Linked DNA regions of Homo sapiens: region 1 is linked to region 2. Evidence: read pairs that join two places in POLR2A ChIA-PET (ENCODE). Cell type or tissue: GM12878. All regions are shown on one strand. Links, peaks and the distances in the headings refer to the core of each region. The heading gives the core; the rest is flanking DNA.

What was found. ChIA-PET counts read pairs that join two places held together with the same protein. Peaks named below come from ENCODE experiments on the same cell type or tissue, not always from the same donor. Only the 100,000 strongest peaks of a DNase experiment are listed, where the experiment ranks them.
Region 1: POLR2A ChIA-PET joins it to region 2 with 5 read pairs; 1 of 35 experiments calls an interaction of 5 or more read pairs at or near these places.

The regions. Positions count from the first base shown.
Region 1 is chr5:171,739,040-171,749,427 of GRCh38, reverse strand. LOC105377723 (a long non-coding RNA gene) reads right to left here. Exons shown (of 2, transcript XR_941215.1): 2 at 6,639-6,844. It also overlaps a transcript of LOC105377724 not described here. Among named protein-coding and RNA genes, the nearest start is that of SMIM23, 42 kb to the left of the region's middle. RefSeq lists enhancers at 6,261-6,340, 6,401-6,470, 6,501-6,560. In GM12878, for the core only: no CTCF peak of the experiment used is centred there; DNase peaks (open chromatin) are centred at 6,207 and 7,008; H3K27ac peaks cover 673 bases.
Region 2 is chr5:173,007,335-173,012,334 of GRCh38, reverse strand. All of the region lies in intron 2 of ATP6V0E1 (ATPase H+ transporting V0 subunit e1), which reads right to left. Among named protein-coding and RNA genes, the nearest start is that of SNORA74B, 11 kb to the left of the region's middle. RefSeq lists an enhancer at 2,085-2,164 and a silencer at 2,015-2,309. In GM12878, for the core only: no CTCF peak of the experiment used is centred there; a DNase peak (open chromatin) is centred at 2,095; H3K27ac peaks cover 1,133 bases.

The DNA.
Region 1 (10,388 bases), core at 3,349-8,348, 1.3 Mb after region 2:
GGCTGCTGCCCTCCAAGGCAGGGAGAATGAGCAGAGGCTTGATGGGTCACTGCCCTGGCTGGAGCAGCCTCACATCTTTCCAGCAGAAAGCTGGGGCTCTGGCTATGCTGTTGCTACCATCTGACATTAGTTCAATTTGGCTTCTTGTGGACCAGAGCCTGGGGGAGGGTTTCTAGTCAGGTTGTTAATGGCTGGGGGAGGAATGAGGAGCTAGAGAAGATGTCACTGCCCCTTCCCTGAGCATCACATGAGAGAAGGCCTTGGCCTTAGAGGACTGGACTGGAGGCAGCTGGCCCTTTAAGAAGAACTGTTCTCAGCAGGACTTCCGTGTCTTTTGGGAAAGGGTAGGTTTCATGAGCAAGGGTGACCTTCTATGAATGCTGGGCTCCTTTGGTGAAGTTGCTCTTCTTGGGAGTTGGGCCTTGGAAAAAGGGATCTGCATGGTGGCCACGAGCCAGAACTTTGGCTGGAGGAGAGTGATGGCTTTACACTTGAGCTTGCTCTCCGCTTCCTCCTCCTCTCTCCACTGCTGTCCTTCTACCACTCTTACCTCCTCCTTTTTCTCAGCAGCATTTGACTCTTTCTGGAGCATTTGGCCCCCCTCCAGGCCTTCTGAGGTCTGTCAAGAACTGAGTCTGCCCTTGCAGACAGAAGACGTTGAAATGCAAAGGCAAGCTGTCCAAACGGCAATTCGGGAGGCAGAATTCAGCACTAAATATATACTCTAAGGAGCCCAGTGACCATCTCATCGCTCTGAGCCAAGGCAAGCATACGCTTTCTGTACCGTTGCACGATTTGTTCCCTTTGCCTTCAATGCCCCTTGTAGTAGATGCTTGACATTGTCTTTGGCCCCCAGCAGCTGAATGCCCTTCCTGTGAGTCTTGGTGAGTGCAGAGTCTATTCCCTGGAATAAGAGCTCAGAATTCCAACTCCTACTTTCTCATCCTGTCTTGCAGCTAGGGTGTGGCATGTCACCCGGACTCTACTAATCAGATGTACTTGGCATGGCCTTGACATCAGGAACTGTTGAAGCAGAATAGTAGGGACCCGGGGAACCCCCTGTGGTGATGGAAGCTGTGGTGTCCTGTGCTGGGGGTGAGGTGGCAGTGATATCCTCATTGGATCAGTTCTGTGACATGCTTTAGGGCAATGCTCTCAGCTTTGTTGCCTAGAACGTGGTTATCCATCCCTCCCAGCAGTTTTGAGAGCTCCTGCCATCCTTTTAATGAATTATTTTCCTGTTTAAAAAAGCCAGATTCAGCACCTATACTTGCAACTATGAACTCTGACTAGTATGCCCTTCTCTGTAGAAAATGTTTATGTTCCCTGCAGATTCATATGTTGAAATCTTAATGCCCAGTGTGATGGTATTTGGAGGTGAGGTCTCTGGGAGATGATTAGGGCATGAGGGCATGGCCCTCATGAATGAGGTTAGTGCCCTGTAAAAAAGGCCCCAGAGAGCTTCCTTGTCCCTTCTACCATGAGAAGACACAGTGAGATGTCTATTTATGAACCAGGAAGGGGGTCCTCACCAGACACCGAATCTGCCAGCACCTTGACCTTGGAATTCCCAGCCTCTAGAACTATGAGAATTGATTTCTGGTGTTTATAAGCCACCCAGTCTGTGATATTCTGTTATAGCAGTCCCAGTTGACTAAGGCACTCTCTCTCTTTCTTCCAATGTTTGGCAAACTCCGACTCATCTTTACACAATCTACTCAAATAGCACCTCTTTCAGGAAGCCCTCTTGGATTCCTCAGGCAGTGAGTAGCTGCCAGGTGGAGCTATTATGAGGGCCGTAGGAGGTCAGGAGATAGTTCAGATGCACTCACTGAAAACATGTAGATAATTTGTCAGTCTACAGGGCAGTACAGAGGGGAGGAGGAATTGGAAGGGGAGGTAGTAAAACAAAGTGGTGACAAGCTTGAGCTCTGGAGTTCAAATGCTGGCTCAGACACATGCTGGCTGTGTGGTTTTAGGCAATTTACTTAAAATCTCTGTGCCTTAGTTTCCTCCTCTGCAAAACGGGAGCTACTACAGGACCTATTTCATAGGATTGTTGTGAGGATTAAAAATAACATGAGACGTCCTTTAGAAGAGTTCGTGGTGCTTGGCAAATACTCAATAAATATGAGTTGTAGTTTTGGCAGGTAGCAGGGTGCAGCATCAAGTCAGGACATGTAAGTTCCACCCTAGCCTGGCCATCAACTCCCTGGGGTCTTGGCAAAGCTGTTAGAGATAAAGAGAATCCTATTTCAAAGCAGCTTAAGCAAAGGAAATGGAAGTCTTTCATGGGACCTGAAAGTGGAAAGTAAATAGATGGAAAGTCGTGAAGGCCCGGAACCAGGAAATGGAAGGTCAAGGTCACCAGGCAACTATGTACTCCATCTTGCTCTTCTTTTCTGAAGCCAATCAGTTTATCTTCTGTGCTGCTTCTTACATGTGCACACATGAGCTTTCCATGTCTTTCTGTGTACATAGCTCCCAAAGTTATGTGCAGAAACCATCTAATGGTCTCTGAATCTCAATCCTCAATTCCCAGCAGAGAGTCTCAGATGAACTCAGCTTGGATGAGGAGTCCATTCCTGGTCCAGTCAGCTGTGGCCGGGAGGTGGGGTCAATGTGGTACAAACCTGAGCTGGGCAGACTGGCCCTCTCTCTGTCTCAGCTCAGACATACATAGAAAGGTTTCATGAACATATTAGTTGGAATGGTTTCAGCTGCAAGTAAAAGAATACTCAACTAAAAGTAGTTTAATTATCAAATACCTTTATTCTCTTCAATAACAAGAAGTCTGGAGTAGGTGTGTTGGGATTGGTTTATGGCTCAACCTTGTCATCAAGAAGCCAGCATCTTTTTGTTCTTCAGCTCTGCCGTCCATAGCCTGTTGCTTTTTGTTTTTAGACTTGTCATGTCATGGCTGCAAAATAGTTGTGGTGGCTCTAGACATCACGCCTTCACTGGACAGTATCCAAACCAGGAAGTACAAGGCCTTTCCTCCTGCATCGATTTCTTTAATTGAGGAGTCTGTAAGGTTAGAGATTTCTTCTTATATTTCCATTGGTCAGTGCTGCATATGCAAAGGAACCTGAGAAAATATCTGCCATTTCCAACTTCTACTATTGGAGAGAAAATTCACCAGGAAGGAAGAAAGTGTAGGAGAATAGCTGTTGAATAGGCAACTAACCATGTCTGCCATAGTCAGAGTCATTCTAGTCTAGTCAACTGCCAAAGTAGGGTCATTCTAGAAAATGCCATTCATTGCTTAAAATAAAAGCATTAAAAGTAATACTCAGTGTTGTTTTTGCTGTTAGAAATTTAGAAATCATTCATGTACAAATACATCATATCCAAAAGGCTGTGTTTAAGTCTATTTCTTTCTAAGTCTCTGCAGTATACATGTCTGTATAAAGTTGAGTTTCTCAAAAGGACCGGTGATGTGCTGGCATTGATTCTGGCTCTACTTGGTGCTTTTCAGCGATTCAGAAATGTATCCAAAGATGTTTTTACTTTGACTTTCTTCTTTTCATGGTAAGAAGACACTTCTTTAAACAGCTCATGGGCCAACACTAATGACTAACGTGATGGCCAAGACTAAAATGGATGCGCATGACTGCTGCTCACCATCTGTGGGGAAGCAGGCGGAGCTGGCCTACTTTTCCTTTAGTGCATGGCTTTGTTCTTATCTGTGAATGTTTGTAAGTAGAGGAGTTTCAGTGCAGATGTGAAATTGTTTTTGAAATATTGGTGGCTCTTATAACTTGTGTTCTTTTTTTTTAAGAAGCTTTTCTTTGGTTTGATGCTCACTGAGGGTAGAAAGAAAGCCCAAAGGAAAAGATGCAAGGGTCCTATAATGCAATGACTTCCTCCGCCAATGCATGGGTGCAAAGTCACAAAGTCACAGATGGCTCGTTTGGAGACCCTGAGTTCTTCATTCTAGACTGTAGAAGTCATCAACATGCCTCGTGGCAGAAGGCTCTGGTAAAGGGAGCCCAGGCTTTGAAGCTAACTGTCTTGGGTTTCATGGCCATCTCTCCCACTTCTTTGGCTAAAAGACCAGCAATGGGCAAGCTCGTCCTCAGTTTCCTCAACTTGAGCAATGTCAAATCCTATTTCTTAGGGTCTTGGGGTGGATTGTGGAAGTTGGCGGGGTGACTACTTAAGGTCCTTTCCAACCCTGAGCTTCTGATTCTGAAGATTGGAGTCTACCTCCAACATCATGATTGTCTCCTCTTCTACCTCCTCTATCTTCTTTTCCATTATCATCATGATCATCATCATCATCATCATCATCATCATTATCAACATCATCATCATCAACATCATCATCATCATTATAATCATCATCATCACCATCCCTGAGTGTAATGTTGTCCTAGGCACTGCCCCAAGTCCTCTACCTATTTAAATTAATTGAATCTCTGTGGCGAACATGCAAGGTAGGTACTATTACTGACATCTCACAGATTAGGAGGCTAAGGCTCAGAGAAGTGAGAGGATTTGCCCAAGGTCAGCCCAGTTGGTAGGTGGCAGAGTAGAGATCAGAACTTCCAGGCTAGGATTTGTTTTATTTAGAAGCCATTCTGTCCCCTTGTTTCCAGTGCTTCTCAAGGAGCCCATGTTCCTCAAATAAACATGCCCTAGAATAAAGCTGTAGCCCCAAGGACCAGGCCTAGGAAAAGCTTTCGTGCAGACTCAGTGGTTACCAGCCTCCTCTTATAATCAGATAACCCTCCTGGAGAAGGAGCTTACGGGTCTTCTCCCCAAGTGGCCTATGCCTCAAGTGGATTTTACTCCCATAGGGGAACATTTGGGGTTTTTGCCTGCTCATTATCCATCCTCTCTTCTTTTGGTGACAGCACCCCAATTTTTCCTTTGGGGAAATCACCTCAACTCCACTCTTAAAGTGTTTGAGGAGACTACCTCCTCTCTTCTCTCCCCACTTCCCACCCACATGTTAGGGGTGGTCACATAATCTAGCTTTGATGAATCAGAGTGTTCTCATCAGACCAAAGTTCAAGTTGTCTAATGTTCTGCAATCCTAGGACTTTTGTGAATCTGTTGGGGAAGACAGCTTCTTTTCTGCTGGTGGGCTACTGGGTCCACTAAATGTGAAAGGCTTTCTGAGAAGCTGAGGCAGAGGGGTGACGGAAGACACACGTGAGCACCTGGATCCATCAGTTCCTGAAGCCAGTGCTGTCTCCTGTAATGGGAAGAGTCATGACTGATATGCTTAAAATATACTGATTGCCCCACAAATTGTGCTAGAAAAAAATTGTTTCATATTTTCGTGTTCGTAGGAGATTGTCATCCCCACCCTCCCACCACAAGCTCAAACACTTTTTTGGTATGTAACTTTGGTTTGGAGACTGCTTCAGTTTGGCTCTTTTTGATGCAAGTAACTGTTAGTTACCTCCTGGAAAGGGAGACTCACTGAAGGAACTCCCTTGATGGGAACTGGAATTGGGGTTCAGGCAGGAACTGAGACAGCCCTGGAGCCGGAGGCTCTATGTGTCTCTGTGGCAGTTCTGTTTCTCTCTGCTCTTGTGCACTCTGTTCCAGTTTCATTAACTGGGGCCTCTGCCTTCTCATGAGTTCTGCTCCCTCAAATCTCCACGAGCAGATGGTCCACCACAGCCCTGACTCCAGCATGTGATATCCTTTCCATTTCGGTTCTCACTGGAAACTCCCCAAGGAGGAATAGGATTAGCCCAGCTCATCCCTTCCTGACACATCTCGGGTTGCTGGTTGGTCTGTGGATTCCTAGGCCTGCTGTCCATCTCAGGTCCCGACAGCTGTGCCTGGGGTCCTGGGTAGGTCTGATGCCATGCAGTATTGAATCAACTGTGCTGTCACGTGGCTCACTTAAGGCTTCCCCTTCAGGAGGAGCTGTGAGGGGGCCATGCTGGGGTTGACATCTCTGTGTGAAAGAAAGGCTCTATTTGGACCATACCTAATTGTCAGTGAGTCATAGGAACATTTCATGGGGGGCTCAAATTACTCTCATGGAGCTATAGCTGAAGTGGGAAGATGGACAATGGATGAGAGGACACTCCCATTTACACTAACCATGGTCAGTGATGAAAGATGAGTGACTGTCCTAGATAGCTGTGGGAGGGCCCATTGCAGAGTGTGCAGTCAAAGAAGGCTTGTTGGAGGAGACGTCATTTGAGCTAAAGTTTGACCAAAGGATCCAGATGGATCACTCTGGTAGGCAGAGAAACAGCATATCTAAAAGCCCCAAGTTGGAAATGAAACTGTATTTGAGGAACTAAAAATGATTTTGTGACTGGAACATTCTGGGTGAGAGAGAGAGAGTTTTAAGATGTAGTCAGAGATGGCCAGGTGCAGTGGCTCACACCTGTAATCCCAGCACTTTGGGAGGCCGAGGCAGGCGAATCATCTGAGGTCGAGAGTTCAAGACCAGACTGGCCAACATGGGGAAACCCCGTCTCTACTAAGAATACAAAAAATTAGCCAGGTGTGGTGGTGGGTGCCTGTAATCCCAGCTACTTGGGAGGCTGAGGCAGGAGAATTGCTTGAACCCAGGAGATGGAGGTTGCAGTAAACCGAGATCACACCATTGCACTCCAAACTGGGCAACAGAGGGAGACTCTGTCTCAAAAAAAAAAATGTCGTCAGAGATGTTAGCAGGACTCGTATCACACTTAGGTCCTGGTCCGACATCGATGTTTTATTCTGATTGCCACAGGAAGGTGTCGATAAGGATGATCCAATTTGTACTTTCAAGGCCTGTGGCCTTGGGAAAGTCATGTTATATCTCTGAGCCTTTTTTTCTCCTCTGTAAAATGTAGATGACAATTGAGCCAATTTTTGAAAGACCCTGTAAAGATTAAATAAGAAAATGGCTAAATAAGATAAACCTGTTTGAAAACAGCTGCGTCTTGGCAGACATCTGTAAAGATTTCCTTTCTTCTTTTTTTTAGAAAAGAAACAGGAAATTGTCATCCATCAGCAAACTCTCTTCTCCCTTGACCAACCTAGGTACGTTTTGGACTCATGGTTTCACTTTTCTATTCTCTCAGCTTACACCCAGATTTGGCTATTGTATGCTCTCTTCTCATTCGTGTGTGTGTGTGTGTGTGTGTGTGTGTGTGTGTGTGATGGAGTCTCGCTCTGTTGCCCAGGCTGGAGTGCAGTGGCACAATCTCAGCTCACTGTAGCCTCCACCTCCTGGGTTCAAGCAGTTCTCCTGCCTCAGCCTCCCGGGTAGCTGGGATTACAGGTGCCTGCCACCATGCCTGACTAATTTTTGTATTCTTAATAGAGACGGGGTTTCACCATGTTGGCCAGGCTGATCTCGAACTCCTGACCTCAAGTGATCTACCCGCCTCAGCCTCCCAAAGTGCTGGGATTACAGGCATGAACCACCATGCCTGGCCCCTCCTCATTCTTTTGTTGAGAACTTTGCACATAGACTGTTTGGGAGTATTCCATCTCATAAATCTTTTGCATTGTTCATCATTCTGAATCCCATTTCCATTACTTCAGCCCTTCTCGGGCAGCGTTCCTTACCCTGTTTAGCATTTATGTCACTTGCCTTAAATAGACCTTCTCTTAATTTCATCTGAACTGTTATGCTTTATGGAGATTTTTAGCTGAATGGGGGAGGTTGTGATTTTATCGTTAACCCCATAGGGAGACAGATCACATTTGTGAGGATATGTTGGAGAGAACCTTGGAGTCAGAGAGAACGGGGTCCAAGCTCTTGTGTTCCTTTTTTCTGGCTGTCAGGCCCTGGGCAAGGGACCTCACCAGTCTGACTCCCAGTTTCCTCATCTACAAACATGAGGATATAAATAGTGCTGACCTTGCTGGGTTATTGGGCCTGGTCTTCAATGATGTTAGTTCATGTCTCTGTCTACTGCTCCCTCCACCCCCTGCCTCATGCCTTGTTCTTTGACCTTGGCATTGATGATCTTTGGTCTGATTCTTGGCATGCACCTTTTCAGAATCCATGAGCCTCTATAAGCAGCTATTCATGTTCCATGCATTGTGGTCTTTGGGATTAGGCTGACTTGGGTTCCAATCCCAATTCTCCTGCTTAGCACTTGTGTCACTTGAACTCTTGGAGACTCACTTTCCTCATGGGCCAGTGGGAGATATTATGAGTATTGCTATGGCTGGAATGTGTGTCCCCTCCAAAACTCATATTGAAAGTTAATCCCCAATATGGCAGTATTGACAGGTGGGGCCTTTAAGAGGCCATTGGGTCATGAGGGCTGTGCCCTCATAAATGGATTAATGGGTTATCATGGGAGTGGGACTGTGGCTTTATAGGAGGAGGAGAGACCTAAGTTTCCAAGCTCAGCCCCCTCACCATGTGATGCCCTGAGCTGTCTTGGAACTCTGCAGAGAGTCCCCACCTGCAAGAAGGCCCTCACCAGATGTGGCCCCTCTACCTGGGACTTCGCAGCCTCCATAACTGTAAGAAATAGATTCCTTTTCTTTATAGATTGCCCAGTTTCAGATATTCTATTATAAGCAACAGATAATGGACTAAGACAAGTACCAATCTCTGAAGTTATCACAAACATTGGCTGAAATAATATTCTGGAAACACTTAGTGTAGAGCCTGGTATATTGTAAGTTGATCAATAACAGGTATTGCTATTACACGTTATAGGAACACTAGACTCTAAACCCCTGGAGGCAAGGACTGTGTTTCTTCATCTTTGTACACCTTTATCCTTGAAAAGGGCCTGAAACACCGTGGGCCCTCTGCTGGTTTCAGATCCTTCCATCTCCTGTAACAAAAACAGAGCTGCTTTGCGGCCAACTTGGCCAGAACACTGGCATCTCCATAAAATCCTACCTGTTACACAAATGCCACTTTCTAAGATCCTAGAGACAGGGTGGGATCATGAAGTGAAATGCCTCAGGACTTCATTGAGTGACCCAACTGCCAGTTGCTGTTGGGAGGATGGGGAAGGTAGGCGGAAGCCATGACCCCAACGGGGGCTTCTCTAAAGGGAGGGGCCTTGCTCCAGAGCTGGATATCTTATTTATGTGTTCTCATCTCAATATTTTTCTGAGAACCTTCTTAGAATTTCACTGGGAGTCAAAAAACACATTTTGCCAAATTCAGAGGCCTTGTAACCACAGGGCCTCAGCCTAGTGACCAAACCGAGACCAAACAGTAACCTTCTGGTGCTGTTTACAGCTGGCAAAAGACCACTTTGGGCTTCACAGTAAAAAGAGTTAGAAAATTGTATGAAAAGGCTCAGAAGACTCACGGACATCAAATAGCTCTAACCAAACCAATGTAATTAGTTAAGTATAAATGAATCAGAACCATATGGCTTAAATGCTAAAGGAAAAAGAGTTGGAGGAAAAAATGTCCTTTGGGATTTAATCAAACAAAAATTGCTGGAAAAATCGTTGATGTCCACCAAGCTCAGACCCCAACTGGGTGCCCTCCAATCCTGCTTTAGCATTTCTCTCCTTCCCAAGGTACTCGCCGTGAAGCAAGGGTGACTTCTGGGTCCTGCTCTCTTGATGCTGGGCGTCATAGGGATGGAGTAGGTGTGGAGTGGGCACTAAGGCTCAGGGAATCTGGGGAGCACTGAGAAGGGGTGCCCAAGTCAGCCCTTGGCAGACTGGGAATGGCTTCCCTGTGGAGATGAAACTGAGCCAGGATTACAAGTAGACGAGGGATTGTGGGGCTGGGGTGGAGTGGGCATTTTGGAGGAGGCAGTGGCGTATGCACGTGCACAGAGGATAGACGAAACCTGGGACGATCATGGAACTGCAAGAAATTTGGAGTGGCTGGTTCTCAACTCATGCCTTCCTTCCCTGGCCACCCAATTAAAGGCACACGGCCTCTTCCATTCACTCTCAATCACATCGCCCTGTGGCATTCTCCTAGCAACACTTTTCACAGAAAGAAAGAAATGCTCTCATCTCTTTCTTTCTCTCATTGTTATTTACATTCCCTGGCATGTAAGCTTCTTAAGAGAAAGGCTCTTGTTTGTCTTGTCCCCCCACTGTGCACTGTGGTTCTAGCAGCTAACACAGCATCTGACTTGGAGTGGCTGCCCAGTACGCATTTGAAGAATGAATGAATGGAAAGTGAATGAGCGAATGGCTGGAGAGTAGAAGACGTGAGGGATGGGGAAAGAAGAAAGACTGGAGAAGTGGGCAGGTGCCAGGCCTGGAAGACTGTACGTGGTGCTAAGAGGCCCCTGAAGGTAATGGAAAGCCAATCAAGGGTTTCTAGGAGGATGTGATGAGGATGCGATAAGGTAACACTGTGTTATGTTGTTGGGAATCAGTGAAGGTGGGAAACCTGGAACCCTGGAGAAAATGAGTGACAACCAAATCCTACGTTTGTTTGGTGTTTCCCCATCATCCCTCAAAGGGTGTGT
Region 2 (5,000 bases), core at 1-5,000:
ACTTAAGAAAAAAAAAACAAGAAACCACAGTTCAAGAAAACTCCAGAGGCCAAGGCGGGCGGATCACCTGAGGTCAGGAGTCCAAGACCAGCCTGGCCAATATGGGGAAACACTATCTCTACTAAAAATATAAAAATCAGCCAGGCACAGTAGCACATGGATGTAGTAGCAGCTACTCGGGAGGCTGAGGCAGGAGAATCACTTGAACCTGGGAGGCAGAGGTTGCAGTGAGCTGAGATCGGGCCACTGCACTCCAGCCTGGGTGACACAGCAAGACTCAAAAAAAAAAAAAAAAATTTACCTAGGAAACAGTCTAGTCTGGTTTATTTGAAATTTCAGAGGAATTTACCCCCCTAACCCGCTGAGCTTTGTGCCTGCCCCTCTGACTACCTCCTGACTTAAAATTTCCCTTTAAAGCTGACAAACACGCAGAGAACTGGAAGGGAAAAAAAATCCACTCTGAATTGATGGAAGTGGGTGGAGGAAGAGATCATATTCCAATGAATCTATTACTTCATGTGTACAAGAAAAGGAACTAAATGTACCTTTCATGTTTGCCCGAACTGTACCGCATGTCTTCATAACCTGAGGGCCAGCCTTAATAACCAATCTGAGATTATTCAAACAATTGAGGCAGCTATGGTGCAATAATGTCTTCAGAGAACTGCAGAGCCGGAATGGATCTGAGATCAAGTCTAAGTTCTGCATTTTAAAGATGAGGAAATTAAGTCCTAGTGAACTTACTAATACCCCACAGCAAATTAGTGAAGGGGGAAGCTGGAAGCGGGGAATCCAGGACTCCTGAGTCCCATTATACTAGGCTGTTTCTATAGGCTATTAAGGATGAAACAGGCCAGGTGCAGTGGCTCATGTCTGTAATTCCAACACTTTGGGAGGCTGAGGCAGGTGGATTGCTTGAGCCTATGAGTTCAAGACCAGCCTGAGCAACATGGCGAGACCCCGTCTCTATAAAAAAAAATTTTTTTTCAATTAGCCAGGCTTGATGGCACATGCCTATAGTCCCAGCTACTCAGGAAGCTGAGGTGGGAGGATCACTGGCCGGAGGTCAAGGCTGCCGTGAGCTATGATCATGCCACTGCACTCTAGCCTGGGCAACAGAGCAAGACCCTGTTTCAAAAAAAAAAAAAAAAAAAAAAAAGATAAATCAGGCAGCCTAGGGATTCATTTATTCCACAATCATTTAGCAGTGCCATGTTCCATGTCAACCTCTGAGGATGCGAAAAGGAGATGGCTGAGGGGCCAACCCAAAGGGACTCATGAGCTGTGAGAAATAAGCCAAGGAGAGTAGTAGAATATGTTTTTGTAGAGATATGCATGGGTGCCTTCATACTATAAACCCTCCCTGGCCACTTCTTAGGAGCTCAGCTCTTGGTTACTAGAACTCTCCCAGCATAAACTATGCCCTCACCACTATACTCAGCTCTCTCAAGCCCTGCTTTGTTCTTCTGTTCCACATTCAGATATAAGAACAGGGAACAAAGGCACAGGTTACTTCCCGGTGACACGCAGATGGAGCAGTCTCAGCTTCCCTACTGGAATGGGGAAGTCTGGCCAGGACCTCTCTTCTGATCCACTGTCCCTCCAGCCAGGGCCATGACAGCAGTGACCTCTGTCGGTGAGCTCCTTAAGAGACAGCAGAAATGCAGGAAAGTGATTTGCCCTAGCGCCACTAAAACGACCTCTCATCTCAACTGAATGATAAAAATACTTTCAAGAGGAGCAACATTATTAGATGCTCCTAGAAAACATGGGATTCGGTATTAGACAGAGTCGGATTTTAATTCCAGCAACACTAAATATCGGTGAACTGAATCCAGGCAAATGTCCTTACAACCCCAAGCCCACTGTCTCCTGTTGTAAAATGGTGATAATAATCCTTGCCTTATAGTATTACAATTTAAAGAGATAATATAAGTAAAGTGCTCTATGCAGTGGCTGACAAATAGATGTTCAATAAACACTGGTTATTTCTTCTCTTTCTCTGTAAGACAGCTAAAAATGTATTCAAGCCACAGAATGAAATACAACCTATTTACTTCACAAAGGAGTTTCTCATGTAGCACTGAGTCATTCTCATCTCCACCTCCTCTCCCGCGACCACCCACTCTATGGCAGGCAGATTTCAATTCTCCCGAGGTTCCCACCACTCAGTATACACACTCTGTATAAAACTCAGTGAATCTGACAGAATAGTCACTCCATGGTTAGATTATATTATCTGATACAGCTGGCTTTAACAAAGTGGCTATCCAGGACAGGCACGGTGGCTCGCGCCTGTAATTCCAGCACTTTGGGAGGCCAAGGCAGGCAGATCACGAGGTCAGGAGTTTGAGACCAGCGTGACCAACATGGTGAAACCCCGTCTCTACTAAAAATACAAAAATTGGCCAGGCGTGGTGGCACGTGCCTGTAATCCCAGCTACTCAGGAGGCTGAGGCAGGAGAATCGCCTGAACCCGGGAGGCAGAGGTTGCAGTGAGCTCAGATTGTGCCACTGCACTCCAGCCTGGGCAACAGAGCAAGACTCCATCTAAAAAAAAAAAAAAAAAGAGGCCAGGCGCAGTGGCTCACGCCTGTAATCCCAGCACTTTGGGAGGCCAAGGTGGGTGGATCACCAGAGGTCAGGAGTTGGGAGACCAGCTTGGCCAACATGGAAAAACTCTGTCTCTACTAAAAATAAAAATTAGCCGGGCGTGGTGGTGCACGCCTGTAATCCCAGCTACTCCGGAGGCTGAGGCACGAGAATCACTTGAACATGGGAGGCAGAGGTTGCAGTGAGCCAAGATTGCACCACTGCACTCCAGCCACCTGGATGATAGAACGAGACTCTGTCTCAAAAAAAAAAAAAAAAAAAAAAAGGGAAGTGGCTATCCTGAGTGAATGTGACCTGTTCAGGGGAATTTTTGTTTTTATCTTTGAGATGAGAATCTTGCTATGTTGCCCAGGGTGGTCTTGAACTCCTGGCCTTTAGCAATCCTCCCATCTCAGTCTCCTGAGTAGCTGAGATTGCAGGCATGAGGTGCCACCACTGGGCATGGCTTCAGGCGAGTTCTTTTATTTTATTTATTTATTTTTTTAATTTGTATTTTTTGAGACAGGCTCGCTCTGTTGCCCAGGCTGGAGCGCAGTGGTGCAATCTTGGCTCACCATAACCTCTGCTTTCCTGGTTCAAGCGATCCTTGTGCCTCAGCCTCCCGAGTAGCTGGGATTACAGGTACATGCCACCATGCCTGGCTGATTTTTCTATTTTTATTAGAGACGAGGTTTCACCATGTTGCCCAGGCTGGTCTCGAACTCCTGGCCTCAAGTGATCTGCCAGCCTTCGCCTCCCAAAGTGCTAGGATTACACGCATGAGTCACCCACCCAGCCCTCAGTTGAGTTTTTTTTTTTTTTTTTTTTTTTTGAGACAGAGTCTTGCTCTGTCACCCAGGCTGGAGTGCAGTGGCCCAATCTCTGCTCACTGCAAGCTCTGCCTCCCGGGTTCATGCCATTCTCCTGCCTCAGCCTCCCAAGTAGCTGGGACTACAGGCGCCCGCCACCACGCCCAGCTAATTTTTTTTGTATTTTTAGTAGAGATGGGGTTTCACCGCATTAGCCAGGATGGTCTCGATCTCCTGACCTCGTGATCCGCCCACCTTGGCCTCCCAAAGTGCTGGGATTACAGGTGTGAGCCACCGCGCCCAGCCCAGTTGAGTTCTTAAAAGGAAAAGGACTCGGCTGGGCACGGTGGCTCACGCCTGTAATCCCAGCACTTTGGGAAGCCAAGGTGGGCAGATCATGAGGTCAAGAGATCAAGACCATGCTGGCAAACATAGTGAAACCCCATCTCTATTAAAACAACAAAAATTAGCTGGGCAGTGTGGCACGCACCTGTAGTCCCAGCTACTAGAGAGGCTGAGGCAGAAGACTTGCTTGAACCCAGGAGGCGGAGCGTTGCAGTGAGCCAAGATTGAGCCACTGCACTCCAGCCTGGTGACAGAGCAAGACTCTGTCTCAAAAAAAAAAAAAAAAGAAAAGAAAAGAAAAAAAAAGGAACAGGACTCTCCCTTACAAAGACATTTGGAGTGTGTGTTTCAGTCACGAATTTATTGCCTCTCAGCTCTGAACATTAGGCAAATGAAGTGCAATTCAATGTGTGCTCTGTGATAAACAAGTGAATTACTTTATTTCTCCTGTAAAGTGAGCACGCTGTTAAGCTTTCTCAGTAGAGGAAGCTGGAGGGACATTTCAGGCGTAGGCCGGAGGTCGCGGAGTGGGTGTGAGAACCTCTGGTGAAGCCTACTATGGCTCGAGGCCAGAACGTGGTACCTCTTTGATCTTGTAGCCTTGGCCTGGCAATAACTTCAGAACCCTCTCCACATGTTAAGCAAAGCCCCTGCCCGGCATACATGCCTTGAAGGCCTCCTGCTCGTATGGGGACAGGGACTCCCACTACATCCATGCCCCCGATGACCTCGCCCCCTGCCTGTACTCCAGAAGAGGCCAATTGCTTGCCCAGAAACTCCAGGCAAACCCTGGTCTGGCCAAACCAACAAACTCCTTTGCTATCTGGTGGGCTCAACCATACTTTGTCTAGTGAGGTCTGAATCCCTTCCAAGTCTGTTCTTTGGTTACTCTCCCTCAGTCCTAGGGAACCAAATATAGTTTCTTTGTATCTTTTAGTAACTCTTTTGCCATAATAATAATTCTGAAATCTCTCTCAACCTATTTTGGTTTACGTGGCTACCTAATCCGCAAAAGAAAAAAATAATTCTTTATCTTCCCCTGCTTAACCGACTGTGGTTTCTATCTCCTTATTGGACTCCAGACTGCTATAGGATGAGATGATTTGACACAAAGGAGATTCTCTTTTCCCGGCTGTGAAAATGGAGGGGCCATATGGCCAGGAATGAAGGTGGCCTCTAGGAGCTGACAGTGGTCCCAACTAATAGCCAGCAAGGAAACTGCCATCTCAGTTCTATAAGCACATAGAACTGAAT